Regions from separate parts of the Mus musculus genome. Here regions 2 and 3 are each linked to region 1. Evidence: chromatin loops called from intact Hi-C (ENCODE). Cell type or tissue: heart. All regions are shown on one strand.

Region 1 (5,000 bases):
GGGTGCTTCGCATGTTCCTTTTCAGAGTCTGGGACAAGGACTGCGGTGCCTACTTTACACACCAAAGCAGACCTGGTCACCAAGATCTCCCAGCAAACCTCAGCCCCTTCCTGGCAGACCCTGGCCCCAACCCTGAACTTCCCAGCCCAGGGGCTGGGCTGCCCATTCCCCAGAGGCTCTTCCCTATAAAATCTGGACATTTTGGCCTCACCCTCTCTTTTTCTCCTTCTTCCCCTCTTTCTCTGTGAACGATGTCTTTGTTTCTTTCTCTTCTCCCTCCCCTGTGTCTTCCCTGCCATGGCTACGTCCCTGGCCTCCTTCCTTGGGGCTGGTGAACTCAGCAGCCCGAGAACAGCTTCCAATAAGTCCTCTATGTATTAATCTGGCTTGAATTGGCTCCTTTCACTGGTGGAGAGATAACTTGTCATAGATCACCTGGGTTCAGTTCCCAGTGCCCATATGGCAACTCACAACTTCAGTCCTAGGAGAGCTGACGTCTTCTTCTGGCCTCTGTGGACATCAGACACACACGCAATACACACACACACACACACACACACACACACACACACACAAATAGTTAAACACTTATAGTCATAAAATAGGATAAATAATAAAAAAAGAAAATCAAGAGGAAATTACCTTTGCTTCCTAGCTATGCGCAGCTCTATAAGGTTTTCCTGTGTATAGACGGCTCTTTATTCTGTTCCTACTTCCTCCTATCAGAGCCTTCTTTTACTCAAGGGTGTAACTAAAAACTGCCAAAGTACTGCTATTTCACAAATACGCTTGACTCTGGCATGATAAATCTGAGGGAAACGAGGAGAATACTACCACCATCACCATCATCACTATCACCAACGTCGTGATTACCATCATCATCATCTCCAGGACCACCACCACCATCATCACCCGCAGCAGCAACGTTTGTGTATTTGTGTGTATGTATGATTAGTGTGTGTAAGTGCATGGATATCACAGGACAACTATATGAGATTGGTTCTTTCCTGCCCCTTTAGATGGGTTCTGGGGATTGAATTCAGGCCATCAGGTTTGCTTGGCAACTATTTTTGCCCACTGAACTCTCACTGGCTCCGGGACAGAGATCTCAAACCTGGGAAGGATGTAATGAGCTTTAAAAAAAATCTAGCATGTAAGATGCCCTGTGTCATGTGCTAACTGCTGACTATATGCTAGAGTTGAAATTTAAATAAATGAAAACAATGTAAAAGGAACAATTTAGTTCTTCTCATGTTGTGGTGACCCACCCCCAACTGTAAAATGATTTCTGTGCTATTTCTTTAATTTTGCTACTGCTGTGAATGGGACTGTCAGTATCTGATACACAAAATACTCAGAAATGTGACCCTTGTGGGTGTCGAGACCTATAGGTTGAGAACCACCACTCTAGAGAAATGTACCAGTGGGTCTCAGATTGACCAGTGCAGAGATGAGATGTTTCCATCCACACAGGGAGGGATACTCGTGGAACTTTGGGAAGGGCTGCCCTGTTGGGAAATGGTGGAGCCAGAATTGTGGCAGCACATGAATAGTAGCCTCCATGGGAATCTGGTCTGCCCAGGTGCAGTCCAGTTGGGCAGGTCTGGCTGGTTCTTTTGCTTCAGACAGAGGTGGCTGTCAGTGGGCAGACTTTGAGTAAATAAACATCTCTAGCCAGGGTGGACTGCTTTGAGGCAGGGATAGATCCAGTCTCTAATAACAAACAGGCTGGGTACAGGGGAGAGACACTCCAGTTTGTTGGACCATGAATAAACAGAACTAGAAAAAATAGACATGCATTTACTTTAAATTTGTATTGATTGGGGTTTTCAACTTATGGCAGTTGATATTGGTCTTACTCTGGTAACAAACTTAAAAAAAAAAAGTTATTCCAACTTTGAAGTAGAAAGCTCTAAAGTTGCCCTGGATGAAATCTAGGGAGAGGCACAATGAAGCCCATGCGTGTTTAGATTTTAAGGCAGCACTCAGTGCTAACAGTCTTGGATAGCATTGGTGACATTCTGAGCTTTAGTCTCAGCATTGTAAGCAAGCAAACAAATTTAAAATCTGTAAATGTAGTTTACAAAACCTGAAGTTTGAGGAACAGCGATGTAATGTGGAAGAGGTGTTTCTGTGAGGAGTCAAATTATCTTTAGGGTGCTCTGAGCTCAGTGCTAAAGCCCCACAATGTTTTAGAGGACCATGAAAAGGTGTCAATTTCATGTTACAGCATTAAAGACAACACTTAATATATAATATCGTTTTTACACTAGCATAATTGTATGTATATGATATGTATATATGTACATATGTATATATTATAGCAGAAGGGGTCTACAAATGTGCAAGTGTCTAGGGTTCTTGGAAGCCATAAATGCTACTACTCAGTGTCTTGGAGGGAACGTTGAGGTCATGAAAGACAGAAGGCCGAGCTTGCTCAGCATCACCACCAGGGGGCGTGCTGGGGCAGTTGTATTTGAGCAGACCACTCCACTGAAAGACTATTCAGAAGCAGCCTCTTTCTCAGTGTGTGTTCAAGCTTCCAGTGACTAGATGTCAGGTGTGGGTGAGAAAACAGGGTGCCCATGTCACCAGGCTGAGGCAGGTGGGACTAGGCCCTGCTCAGATGATCACTACCTGCTCTCAGGTCTGGTTGGGGAGTTGTCAGGGTTGCACATACACGGGAAGATTTTTCTGGGGTTGGGGGGAGAGGTACAACAAGCAGTGGGGACTTAAGGCATCTACTATTAGAAGGCATATGAGTGCATGCTTCCCTACAGTCACATCATGGGGATCTAGGGACGGTTACCATGTGGTCTCAATCAAGCTGCTTATGATTAAAGAGGTATAGACATGAGAAACACACACACACATACACACACATGCACATATATACATACTGAGAGAGAGAGAGAGAGAGAGAGACAGAGACAGAGACAGAGACAGAGACAGAGACAGAGACAGAGACAGAGGGAGGGAGGGAGGGAGGGAGGGAGGGAGGGAGGGAAGGAGGGAGGGAGACTGTGAATATAAAATGTGATTTGGGAATGATGTCATAGATTCCTTTTGGGGAAAAGCAGCCTATGAAACAATTACACCATCTTTCCTGCAGGCAAAGGCTGATGGGAAACAGACAGTGAGGGCACATTGAAGTTCATGTCACCGCCTCTTCCCATGGATGGCCGAGTACCCATGTCATTCTGTGCTGAAAGAATGTGCTTACAGGCTCAGTATGGAACTGCCCTATGGGAGACTATATTTGCTCTCTTGTTGCCAAGTGAGGCCAAGGACATTGAAAAATGACCCTATTATAACTTCTGATAAAAGCAGCAGCTACTTAGAGGATCAACCAATAAACATCCGAAGAAGACAAATGGCTCCAAGAAGAAGACTGATGTAAGTTGGAAATTAGGGATACCTGCTGTGAGGGGACCAGAACAAAGCTTAGGGCACAGAGATTCTCCCATTCCAGGCTCACAGATCGCCATTGATTTGGGTCACCTGACTGCTCGTCCTGGGAAAAAGTCAATCACTTATAATATACATGAAAGTAACCTGAGATCAGTGACCCTTTGTGTGAAGGCTCGTTATCATTGTGACAAACCATCTGAAATGGAAAATCAGGGTAATTTTATGTAATACTCTCACTTGGGCTACAAGCCTCCGAGTGTTTGGTCAGAATTATTTTCTATAGTCTAAATATAGAGTCAGCATAAAAACTATTAAAAAAAAACCTTCAGCTTTTAGGGTTACTCAAGGTTATTTTTTAGAGGCTTAAACAAACCCTGTGGATATCTCTTTCTTGTGAAACTTGGTCTATTTTATATTGTTGATTGTAGCAGTTTCTACCATAGCATCCAGCATGTATCCCACAAATTGCTTCCTTCTTAATCTCAAGGGTTTTGGCAAACCACACTTAAATGGCCAGGAAAAAGCGTTATTCCACATTTTCCATTACGTCAGAGTCTTGGCAAGTGGGCCTGGGGCTTGGTGGTGGTGGTAGTGTTAATCACTGGCTACCTCACTCACTGTCCCCACGTGTCTGATTAACCACAAACACACAGTGTCGTTCAGCCACGGAGGAGGCCATAGTGGAGAACTTGCAAGACAGGTGGGACATTTGCTGTAATTTTTTCTGTCAGCTGTCATCAGTCAACAAAATCCAAACTGAGACCTTCAGCTGCCAACTGCTTTGAGGCGAACACTTTCCTGGTCCCAGAGTAGAAGGGGGACCAGCTAAGATGGGGTAGAGTTGAACGAGAGTCTCTCTATTAGACAGAATGAGAGTGGATAGAAAAGTCGTTTTTTGAGAGGTTAATGAAGAGCCTTGTTGTGAATGGAAGCGATTGGAACGTACGCTTCTAGCAAGGAAATAGCCCCCAATAGCATGCAATAGCATGCAATAGCATGCAATAGCATGCAATAGTTAGCCCATTTTTTCACTCCGCGTAAACTCTCACATTCTGCAGCAGCTGCTACTGTTTGGATTATGAATAGCAATAAGCCATATGGCATGACAGAAATGAATCACACATATTTTCACATGGACAAATATTATTATTCCCAAACATAAACACGTCCATATAAGTGGGTTTTTTCCCTCCTGGGAGGAATACAGTTCCTGATCTCAGTTATGAGAAGATGACTCTGTACGTGTAAAAATCACCTGCCAAATTTATTATCATCAAAACAATCCTACCCTTGCTCTCTCCGTGCCTTCCTTTCCTTATTTGTCATCAGCCACACTCAGGGTGGTGGCAGAGATGTGGGAAGGAAGGGAAGGAGAAGACGGGAAGGAGCAAGGGAAAGCACAGCTGTGGAAGGGGCTCCATGCTGTCCCTAGCTCTGCCCTTAGCTGTCTTCACTCTTGCAATGAAGCAGTGCGCTTGCCTGGGAATGATTACAGGGAGCATCTAGCAGCCAAACACTGGGAGGTGAAGCTGGAAAAGGCTTGATGGAGCCACTTAGACATGTCTACACCAGGGCTTTAGAAGGATCTC
Region 2 (5,000 bases), 740 kb after region 1:
CTTGACCATAATCAATGGTTTTGATTCTGAGCATGGCTGTACTTATACTGGTTTGTTGATCCCGATTACCCTAAAACTCATTCTTCCAAATTCAAAACACATTTCTTTCCTATAACTTCTAAGGAATTATCGTCGTTGTGGTGATAAAGCCTCTGTGCTGGAGAGAAGGCTCAGTGACTAAGAGTGCTTCCTGCTCGTCCAGAACAAGAAGGGTCGCAGCATCCATGCCAGGTGGCTCACAACTGTAATTAAACTTCCAGGGGACCTAACGCCCTCTTCTGGCCTCAGTGTTCAGCACACACACACACACACACACACACACATACACACTCACACATGCATGGAATACACACACAGACATATGCACTACACACACTCGCATGCACACATTCATGCACACACACAGATATATGGACTACACACACACATGTATACATATATATGCACGTATACACTCACACACACATGCACACATGCATGCACACAGAGACATATGCACTATACACACACACACACACACACACACATACACACACACATACACACTCACACATGCATGGAATACACACACAAACATATGCACTACACACACTCGCATGCACACATTCATGCACACACACAGATATATGGACTACACACACACATGTATACATATATATGCTCGTATACACTCACACACACATGCACACATGCATGCACACAGAGACATATGCACTATACACACACACACACACACACACACACACACACATTAATTTTGAAAATATAAGACCCAACATTTAAATTCTGTTCGTCTAATGATCCTTAGAAGTTATGGGTTCTATCCAAAGTAAGGCAGACCAGCATAGATAGCAGTTTTACAATTAATGAAACTCAGACCAGTGGAGGTTAGTATCAATCAGATATGTAGGGCGATTAGTATCAATGACAAACTTAGAACAGAATTGGGGTCTGCATAAGCAGGTTGATGGACTTGGCATTTGTACACACGGGCCCCCACTCTTTACACACTCACTGAAAGCTGAGGTAAATTCATTTGCCCGTTAGTCAAAAAAAATGTATTTTGGGGTTTTGTTAGCAGGAAAATAAAGCTTCCAACAGATTTCCAGTAAGGTTATGAAATATATATTAACTTTAAATTCTATAAAATTTTAAGAATTTAATTTCTATAGCATTTAAAAATGCACCCAAACTCTAACTATTTAAATTTAAACAGAATAGACCTGTATACTTTCAAGTGTGACTCAGGGAGTAGCATTTAGGGCCATCTTATTAGTTTCACTCAATGGGACACATATGAACTGGGTCTTACCCGAAGGGTTCAGATATTAAAGCCCTGGTAGGGAGTCTGTGCTTGAAGGAGAGGACACCCCAAGATCTGTTTGCTTGTTTTGTTCTGTTTTGTAATCTTGAGAATATTTTTTAAGTTTTTAGGAATTTATGCATTTGTACGTATGTTGAGGTATATCAATTACTTTCACTCACTTATCTGTTACATTGGTTCAGATGTTATACTGATTCTCTGTGACTCAAGAAACTGATCTATAGCATGGCTGTAGGTCAGAGCTGTCTGGACTAGCATACCAACCCACCTAGGGACTTCTGGAGAATACAAATTCTCATAGCAGTGCCCTGTCCCCCATGCTTCCTAACAGAAATTCTGATGAAGGCAGGAGAGAGGACTTATGGTCCCACAGTCTGGATTTAGACATTTTCTTTTCCATGAAATCCTCTCATTCAGATTTGAGCACAATAGCTTAATTTAGTATCCAGTGCCAGGATTTCTTGGAATCCTGGGATTTTGAACACAGCTATGATTTGGCTGAGTCCTACTGAGGCAGCAAGACCAAGGGCTGAGGGCAACAGCACAGGGCTCTCTCTACACCACTGCCTGCCTCCAGTGCCAAGCTGGCCCAATGCAGTCTGCGTTTAATTGTTTATTGGTGTGGGTTTTTGAGTGTTTGAATGTTGCAAGCAGTAGGGATCCCATTGTGTTCATAAGACGATATTTCTACATTTACCCAATATTCAGAAGTAAGTCCCCAAGAAAGGGAATTAGGAGTATTTTCTACTAAGTGAGCAAAGAAGATTTCTTAAAATGAATTCAGTGAACTGCAAAGCTTGTGCAAGTTGGGTTGAGAGACTTGGCAGTCAGGGATGGACGAGATGAAGGAGCAGGGTGAGGCAGTCAGGGATGGGTGGGATGAAGGAGCAAGGTGAGGTGGGGAGTCAACACAGAGCCTAGAGGGGCTTGTATTTGGAGGAAGATGTATACAGTATTAATCCAGAACTCCAGCTTCACATTATGCGAAGTCCTCACATGTCTTTGGTAACAAGTACTTTTCTTTTTGCCTCTGAAACTTGTTTTAATTAATAAAATGTATTTCATGCCTTAATTTTGTCTTTTAAGAGTGATTAGCACTTAAAAGTATAAGCAAGACAAATGGAGGAAATAAAGTTTGAAAATCACTCAGAGAATTCTTCTTGTTTAAAAAGATGCATACATCTTTTAAGCAACAGCACACATTTTTTGAAGCATTTTTTTTATTAGATATTTTCTTATATACATTTCAAATGCTATCTGGAAAGTTTCCTATACCCTCCCTCTGCCCTGCTCCCCTACCCACCTACTCCCACTTCTTGGCCCTGGCATTCCCCTGTACTGGGGCATATAAAGTTTGGAATACCAAGGGGCCTCTCTTTCCTGTGATGGCTGACTAGGCCATTTTCTGCTACATATGCAGCTAGAGATATGAGCTCTGGGGGTACTGGTTAGTTCATATTGTTTTTCCACCTATTGCAAACCCCTTCAGCTCCTTGGGTGCTTTCTCTAGCTTCTCCATTGGGGGCCCTGTGTTCCATCTTATAGATGACTGTGAGCATCCACTTCTGTATTTGCCAGGCACTGGCATAGCCTCATATGAGACAGCTATAACAGGGTCCCTTCAGCAAAACCTTTCTGGCATATGCAATAGTGTCTGGGTTTGGTTGCTGATTATTGGATTGATCCCTGGGTGGGGTAGTCTCTGGATAGTCCATCCTTTCATCTCAGCTCCAAACTTTGTCTCTGTAACTCCTTTCATAGGTATTTTGTTCCCATTTCTAAGGAGGAATGAAGTATCCACCTGTTGGTCTTCCCTCTTCTTGATTTTCTAATGTTTTGCAATTGTATCTTGGGTGTTCAACAGCACACATTTTAACCACTTCTAATCGGGCACCCACGACAGCAACATTTGACCCAGAAACTGCAAAGAGCATTAACTTTAAGTTAATGGAAGAATGTTAGAATCTTCCCACAGAGTCCTAGGAACGGTGAGACCAAGGAGGCTCTTTTACCCCAAAGCATCGAATGACACAGTGCCACTTAACACAGGACACTCAAATAGAAAGCATGGCCCGAGACAGAAGAAAATCTTTTTTTTTTCAAATTTGTACTTAAGTATGAAAGTACTAAAACTTTTGATAATCAGTCAGGCCAATATGAAATGATCTACATTACTGAGCGATAGTATAAAATGATGTGTTGTATAAGTTTTCAGATAAAAAAGAATATATCATGAAAGCCTTTCTAACTTGGAAATTACTGTAAGGACTTCTTGTCCAAGACATGACTGCCCCCATGTGGGCCAGTTTTGTATCACACTAAGAGGCAGAAATCTAGAAACAAGCATGAGAATTCCGTCAGCATTCCCTGAGAGACTTTATTCTAGATCCATTAATTTGGTGCAAGTAGTTACACACTGATAACAACAAATAGGTTAGAAAATTCTAACTATGGAGATATCCATTATCTTCACTACTCAAGGATGTTCCATACACCAATACACTGTTTTTTTTTTTTTTTTTAGTGGACCTTTTCAGAGATGTCAACTCAGACCCTGCTCACACACATGGACTCAGAACCAGTATCTTAATAAGACTCCCTGGTTATGTGTGTGCATTTAGATCTAGTTCTTGGCTCCATTCCAACCCATATATGTATATATGTATATCTGTGTGTGTATGTATGTGTGTGTATATACATACACACATATATATCGGCTTATTTTCTTTAACTAATGTGATAATTCTACAACTCAGAAAAACATTAAAACAAATTTCCAAAAAGAGGGCTTCTTTTTTGTTTCAGAAGAGATTAGAGTATTTTATTTTGCCCAATCAGAGCTCTTCAGCAAAGAAATTCATTTACATATATAGGAACATTTCTCAGAAACATTAATTTGTAATACATTCTCAAAATACCAGCTTAATGGTATTTATTTACAAAAATATTTCATCACCTAATTTTGAACCTATTTGCTGTGATGACAGTATTTTTTTTTTCTCATTAAGTTACAGAAACGCAAAAGAACTACAAAGTCTGAGGATGTTTTTCAGGGTTTGCAATAGTGCTTTTTTTTTTCTTAAAAAAAAATGAAACACTACACAGATAATTAAAAAAAACTGTACTCCAAAAGCACATTCCAGGAATTATTTTAGAAACAGTTCTGCACTGAGCGAACGTAAAGAGAAAATGCAGGAGATGAACAGTGCGTACGGTGTTGACAGACAGGCTAGCAGTCTGGATGCATGCTTGCCCTCCGCATGGACAACCCTAGGAAACTAAGTCTGTCTGTTTTATAACTGTTTTTTTTTTTGAAACACGTTTACAATGAAAGGAAGTGTAACTAGACAGTGCTCCCCTCCCTAGACTAGCTACCATGTTAAGTAGAGGTCACACCTAAAGTATCACATAGCTATTTACAAAAAAAGAAAAGAAAGAAGGAAAGAAATGATGCCACTATTTCTCATCTTTTCATTACTTCTTAGTGCATCTAAGTCTGTCAGAAACACAGTACACTCTCTTCAATTGGAGCAAAGTTTGGATAACAAAATACAAGTGCTATAAAAAAATAATCAAAACCCCAAACTCACATAAATAAAATCCCACAATTAACCTACACCCATTTTAAATGCCTGAGTCAAATGACCTACAATGAGTTGACACTATTTATACCTTA
Region 3 (5,000 bases), 59 kb after region 1:
GGGCTGAACAGCTGTAATAACTCATTTTTCTATTCACACACTCAAAAGCCAGGACAGCTAGAAGAGCCGTCAGATTAAGAACACTGTCCCCTCAAGATTCTTCCATCCTTTGTCAGACAGCCTGCACCTGCTTGCTTCCCTTTACCTCCCCGTTTTAGATAGAGCTGCTCTCTCCTCCCCCTCTCAGTCTGAAAGAAAGGCAAAAAGGGAAAGGAACAACAATTTAGCTGGAGGTCAACTGGGAACCCCTGCTAATGGCTGCTTCTTCTCTGCTCAGTGATTGTGGAGAATAGGAAATCAGGCCGAACTCACTGTTGTCATCAAGGAGAAAAAGCTGGTGAGCCAGCGAATGATACTGACTGCCTTTTCCCTTTGAAGAAAAATAATTACCACGTTTAAGGGACACGCTTCAGGGCAAACACCTTCTTCCGAGCTCATCACTGTGGAGGACAGTGCGCTGTAGCCCAGCAGAGTGGGTTGCCCGTGATGGAAATGGCCTGCTTCCCTCACACGACCCCGTGTCCCCGTGTCCCATGATCTCTCTCCCTAAACCAGGGATGAGGGAGTCTGAAGATCATGTCATGCAGCTCTGTATGTTTAGGTGGCCCGTGATGTCTGGTGCTTGTATGAAAGGCCCGAGACTTCTAGTTGCTAAGAAAGGTCAGGGGGATAAGGCTAACGGAAGGGCTGTGCTACTGTACAAAATACACCCAGGCAGGTGATATCTTCAATCCATCCTTATCTCCAGAGCAAGGTGGCTTTACAAATAAACAGATTTTCTGGGAGCCTGAAGTGAAGGATGAGGTAGGACAAGGGTCAGAGTTAGGGCCTTCACACCTCCTCTGAAGAGGGGGACATTTCCAGTTGAAAATTTGTGTTCAGTCCCTGAAAAAAATTAGACTCTTAGCAAGTAGGATTTTAAACATATCCCTGAATTTTATTTTTTTCATTTACTGATAGCACACAATCGCTCTGGTAGCTAATAAATTCTTAAGAGTACCTGGAGAAAAAGGCTTTAATGTTTGTCACTATCTGCAAAGCAGTTTGAGAGGTTTGAGCTTCAACAGGGTGTGGGGTGTGGTGTGGGGCAGTCAAAGACGTCTTGCATTTTTAAAGGAAGAAGTATTTGGTTAGCAGTTCAGCATCAGTCGTTACCATTCACTTATTAAGAAACATAAATCAAGTTTACTTAACATACAAACATGACAAAAAAATTAGCAACCTGTGCTTCGGCTTTGCGTTACAAACTGAAGGACTGTGACTTCCCTTCCGTTGGAAGTACATATGCTCTATAAAATGAAAGAACTCATCTCACAGAGCCTTACCCTTAGGTGAAGAGCTACAGCAATCGATGGCTGCAGAGAGAGGGAGAAATGGGCTGCCCTAGGCATGAGCTTCCTGATAGCTCACCTAATCCCAAGTGGTAAATCCTAAACACATATTCATATAAGCAACACTGAACGAACGTAGTAGACTGTGTGGTGTGTGATGTGTGTGTGTGTATGTATAAAATGTGTGCATGCATGTAACAGTAATAAAGAAGAGGAAGTCAGGAGTATGAAGAGGATCATGGGAACAAATTGGGGGGGGGAAGAGGAGGGGTGAGTGATGTAAACACTGTATTCATGTACTAAATTCTAAAAAAAAAAAAAAAAACCCAAAGCCAAGCAACCACCTCAGCCTCAACCAAAAAAGAAAAAGAAAAAAAGAAAACAGGGAGAAGGAATTCATACAAAAGAATTATTTAGCAAGCAGACTATATCCTCAGTAAAAGAAGTATTAACAATTATAGACATCTAATTTGGAGGGTCATTAAATTATTTTTAACAGCAATGGATTGCGAAGAAACGTTAGCAATTCTTGCAACCCCAAATAACACATCCAGTTTATGGGTAAGCATATCCTGTTTAGCTTGATTTTCACCATTTCATGCTGGACACCTATAGAAAAGTCATAGCGTGCAACACACATACATACAGTTTGCATTTGTCAACTCCATGTTAATGGTACCTATGTGTTTATTGTTATAACTACATGGTAATTACCTATCTTGTCTTAACTGAAAATCACTAATAAGTTCACAATAACATAAAAGGTATTATTAAAGACATTAGCAAAATAATTGTGTGTGTGTACATAGATGTGAAATGAAAAGTACTCAGACACTCAAAGATATAATTGAGCACAGAGCCTTTGACCACATGATTTTAGTTTTAGGGAATTTTGTCTTTATCTGGATTATTTTTGAGGAAGCTGCCTGTTTTGTTTTCTTGTGTTCTTAGTCACTGATTTTTGGAAGCCAATAGCAACGGCTCCGTCGCGCCCCCTTGTGTTAAGGGATAGTTTCAAAATTCTGAAAGTCTACCTTCTGTCTTCAGTTCACTTTGAAGGACTGAATTGGATAACATAGTACATTCAAAAGAAGGATAGAAAATTCCTAGGAAGCATGAATCTATGATCTAGGCACGTCCACCACCAATCCATTCTCAGTGCATCCATGAAGCTCTGCTGCATTTTTTAAAGGTCCTGAGCGATCACTAAAGCACTCTTTAAGTGGCATACCACACAGCGCCATTCACATTTTTGACTGAATTTGTAAGTCATGGTATCTCACTCCCTGGGAATTAGAAAATGCAGCCTAGTAGACTCATGCAACACAATTTCAAGACTTTTTTTTAACATGTGAGGATTTTTATTAATTATGTCTTCCAATTCCCTGTGGGCTTGAGATTGTTTATATTTTGAAAATGTTATACTCTTCTAAACTATGGTTTGCTCCTCCCCAATTTCCATGCCCTGGACTCATCTTTCCCGGCCCTCCTGACCCTCTCTTCTTCCCAGTTCTATCCTGACCCTACCTTTTTCTTAGTTCTATCCTGACCCTACCTTCTTCCCAGTTCCATCCTGACCCTACCCTCTCCCCAGTTCCATGCCTAAACAGTTTTCCTTGTAGACTTCAAGCCAGCCTACAAATGCCACAAACTGTAAAGCATGTTTATCAGCATTCTGACATGATATTCCATATTATAGACCATTTTGTTGCTTTGGGTTTGTTGTTCCCAATGGTGATATTATCCAGTTGATGATTTGATTTTTTTCCTTCTTTCCTCACGGCCCCAGATGGACTACAAACACAATACAACCAGTCCTTGGCGTATGACTGAGCACGTCACAAACATTTACGTAGAGCTTAGTCATTTGCAACTGAAAATGCTTTTTCCGAGAAAAACTATCCAAGAAATCATAATTAGTTTCCAAGGGTACTTTCTCAAATCCGTTTTACCTACATTGGAAATTCTACCAGGAGTACCATTTCTATTAAATTTGCCCATCATTTGTTGAATTATTTGTTTGGTTAAATGGATATTTACTCTTAGCATGGCTAGAAGCAAACCTCCACTCCTGTACAGTCTAAGGGGCACCTAGCTCTGAGCGGAGTGGGCTTAGTGACCAGGCAAACACATCTTGGAGATAAGCCAGAGGTAGAGAGAAAAATTATGATCTCTCTCCTCACCACCACTCACACCCTGGGCAGATCCCTCAGTAGCAGATGACCTTCATTCAGAGGCACACAAGTACTTTAGTTGAAAGATGCTATGGCATGCAACATACCTTCAGGGTTTCCTCTAGTTATGTGGCCTGTTCTCTCGCTCTCATCCTCCCCTCTCTTCTTTCTCTTCTCTCTCTCCTCCTTCTCTGCCCCATGTCTCTCTTTCTCTCTTTCCATTTCTCCCCTCCTCTTCTTCCCCTCCCTCTCTCCCTGCCTCCCTTTCTCCCTCCCCTTATCACCAGACATTTATTAGTTCCAGTGTTGGTACAGCTATTCTGGTAGGTTCTAGGGATGTAGAAGACATGAAGATGGGTAAGAAATAGTCCCTGCCCCTGGGGCTGACCTTCTATAAGTAACTACAAGTAACACAACTATGTTTATAGGCTATTAAGAACTATACCAAACAGTAGGTGGCACAAAGCAGCTAGCTTTAAGGGGGCCTTAAAATGCATGTAGAGTTGGATAATAAACAATCAGAAAATTAAATCAGAATGAAGATCATATTTCGTATGCCACAAGAGAAACTAGAAGCAAGAGTCAAATTGTATCTATCACTCCTTGACCAGAGAACTCTTGCTTTGCATAGAGTCTGCCTTCACCTCTCTCCTAGTACAATTATAGCATAGAAGGCAATTGGAATGCATTCTACTATGGAAAATATATCCATTCAAGAGAGGGCCAGACTTTTAATTAAGTCCTACTAGCTTGTCCAAAGCTTTCTAAAAGGTGAACAACACAAATGCTGTAAGCAGGCAAGGGCTAAGGGAGAGGGGGAGGGCAGAAAACAGACACTGACCCAAATCTGGAACAGTAGGAAGGGTGGTTCTCCCTGGAGTCTGGTGTCATGGCAGCTGGAGGGAGAAAGACCCTTCTCCAGGCCTTTGCTTGGTGTCCCCCTTGCTTCTCAGAATGCTGCTATCAGGGTTATGGCTTCCAGGCAACAGAGATTAGATGACGTGTTAGAGTATGGAGTCTGATTACTATAGGAATTCTTCTAAAGTGATGCTAAGGTCCTCTGGCCCGATGAAAGCATCATTTGTACACAAGACCTTCTGGCCAGAATTTTAACACATGCATCTTAGGTATGAGAGACATGGCAATGGTTATGGGGCCCTGTGAGGAAACTGATAAACAAAATGAGATGTCAGTATCTCTTCCTCTTCTTCTTCTTCTTCTTCTTCTTCTTCTTCTTCTTCTTCTTCTTCTTCTTCTTCTTCTTCTTCTTCTTCTTCTTCTTCTTCTTCTTCCTCTTCCTCTTCCTCCTCCTCCTCCTCCTCCTCCTCCTCTTCTTCTTCTTTTTCTTCTTCTTCTTCTTCTTCTTCTTCTTCTTCTTCTTCTTCTTCTTCTTCTTCTTCTTCTTCTTCTTCTTCTTCTTCTTCTTCTTCTTCTTCTTTTCCTCCTCCTCTTCTGCTAAAAAGATAATCTACTTATTTTTATTTTAGTGTCTAGT

The links. Hi-C counts contacts between places; a loop is a spot of excess contacts. Peaks named below come from ENCODE experiments on the same cell type or tissue, not always from the same donor. Only the 100,000 strongest peaks of a DNase experiment are listed, where the experiment ranks them.
Region 2: it touches region 1 in a loop (14-fold over the local background); 7 of 42 quality-filtered maps call a loop at or near these places.
Region 3: it touches region 1 in a loop (2.1-fold over the local background); 2 of 42 quality-filtered maps call a loop at or near these places.

What each region holds. Positions count from the first base shown.
Region 1 is chr10:9,010,537-9,015,536 of GRCm38, forward strand. Gm51794 (a long non-coding RNA gene) reads left to right here. Exons shown (of 3, transcript XR_003948990.1): 2 at 3,113-3,396. Among named protein-coding and RNA genes, the nearest start is that of Gm51794, 4.3 kb to the left of the region's middle. In heart, no CTCF peak of the experiment used is centred here; a DNase peak (open chromatin) is centred at 2,455.
Region 2 is chr10:9,751,425-9,756,424 of GRCm38, forward strand. Stxbp5 (syntaxin binding protein 5 (tomosyn)) reads right to left here. Exons shown (of 26, transcript NM_001081344.2): 26 at 4,123-5,000. Among named protein-coding and RNA genes, the nearest start is that of Gm31471, 55 kb to the left of the region's middle. In heart, a CTCF peak has its summit at 3,625 (motif pointing left); no DNase peak of the experiment used is centred here.
Region 3 is chr10:9,069,515-9,074,514 of GRCm38, forward strand. No RefSeq gene overlaps it. Among named protein-coding and RNA genes, the nearest start is that of Gm51794, 63 kb to the left of the region's middle. In heart, CTCF peaks have their summits at 2,326 (motif pointing left) and 2,526; no DNase peak of the experiment used is centred here.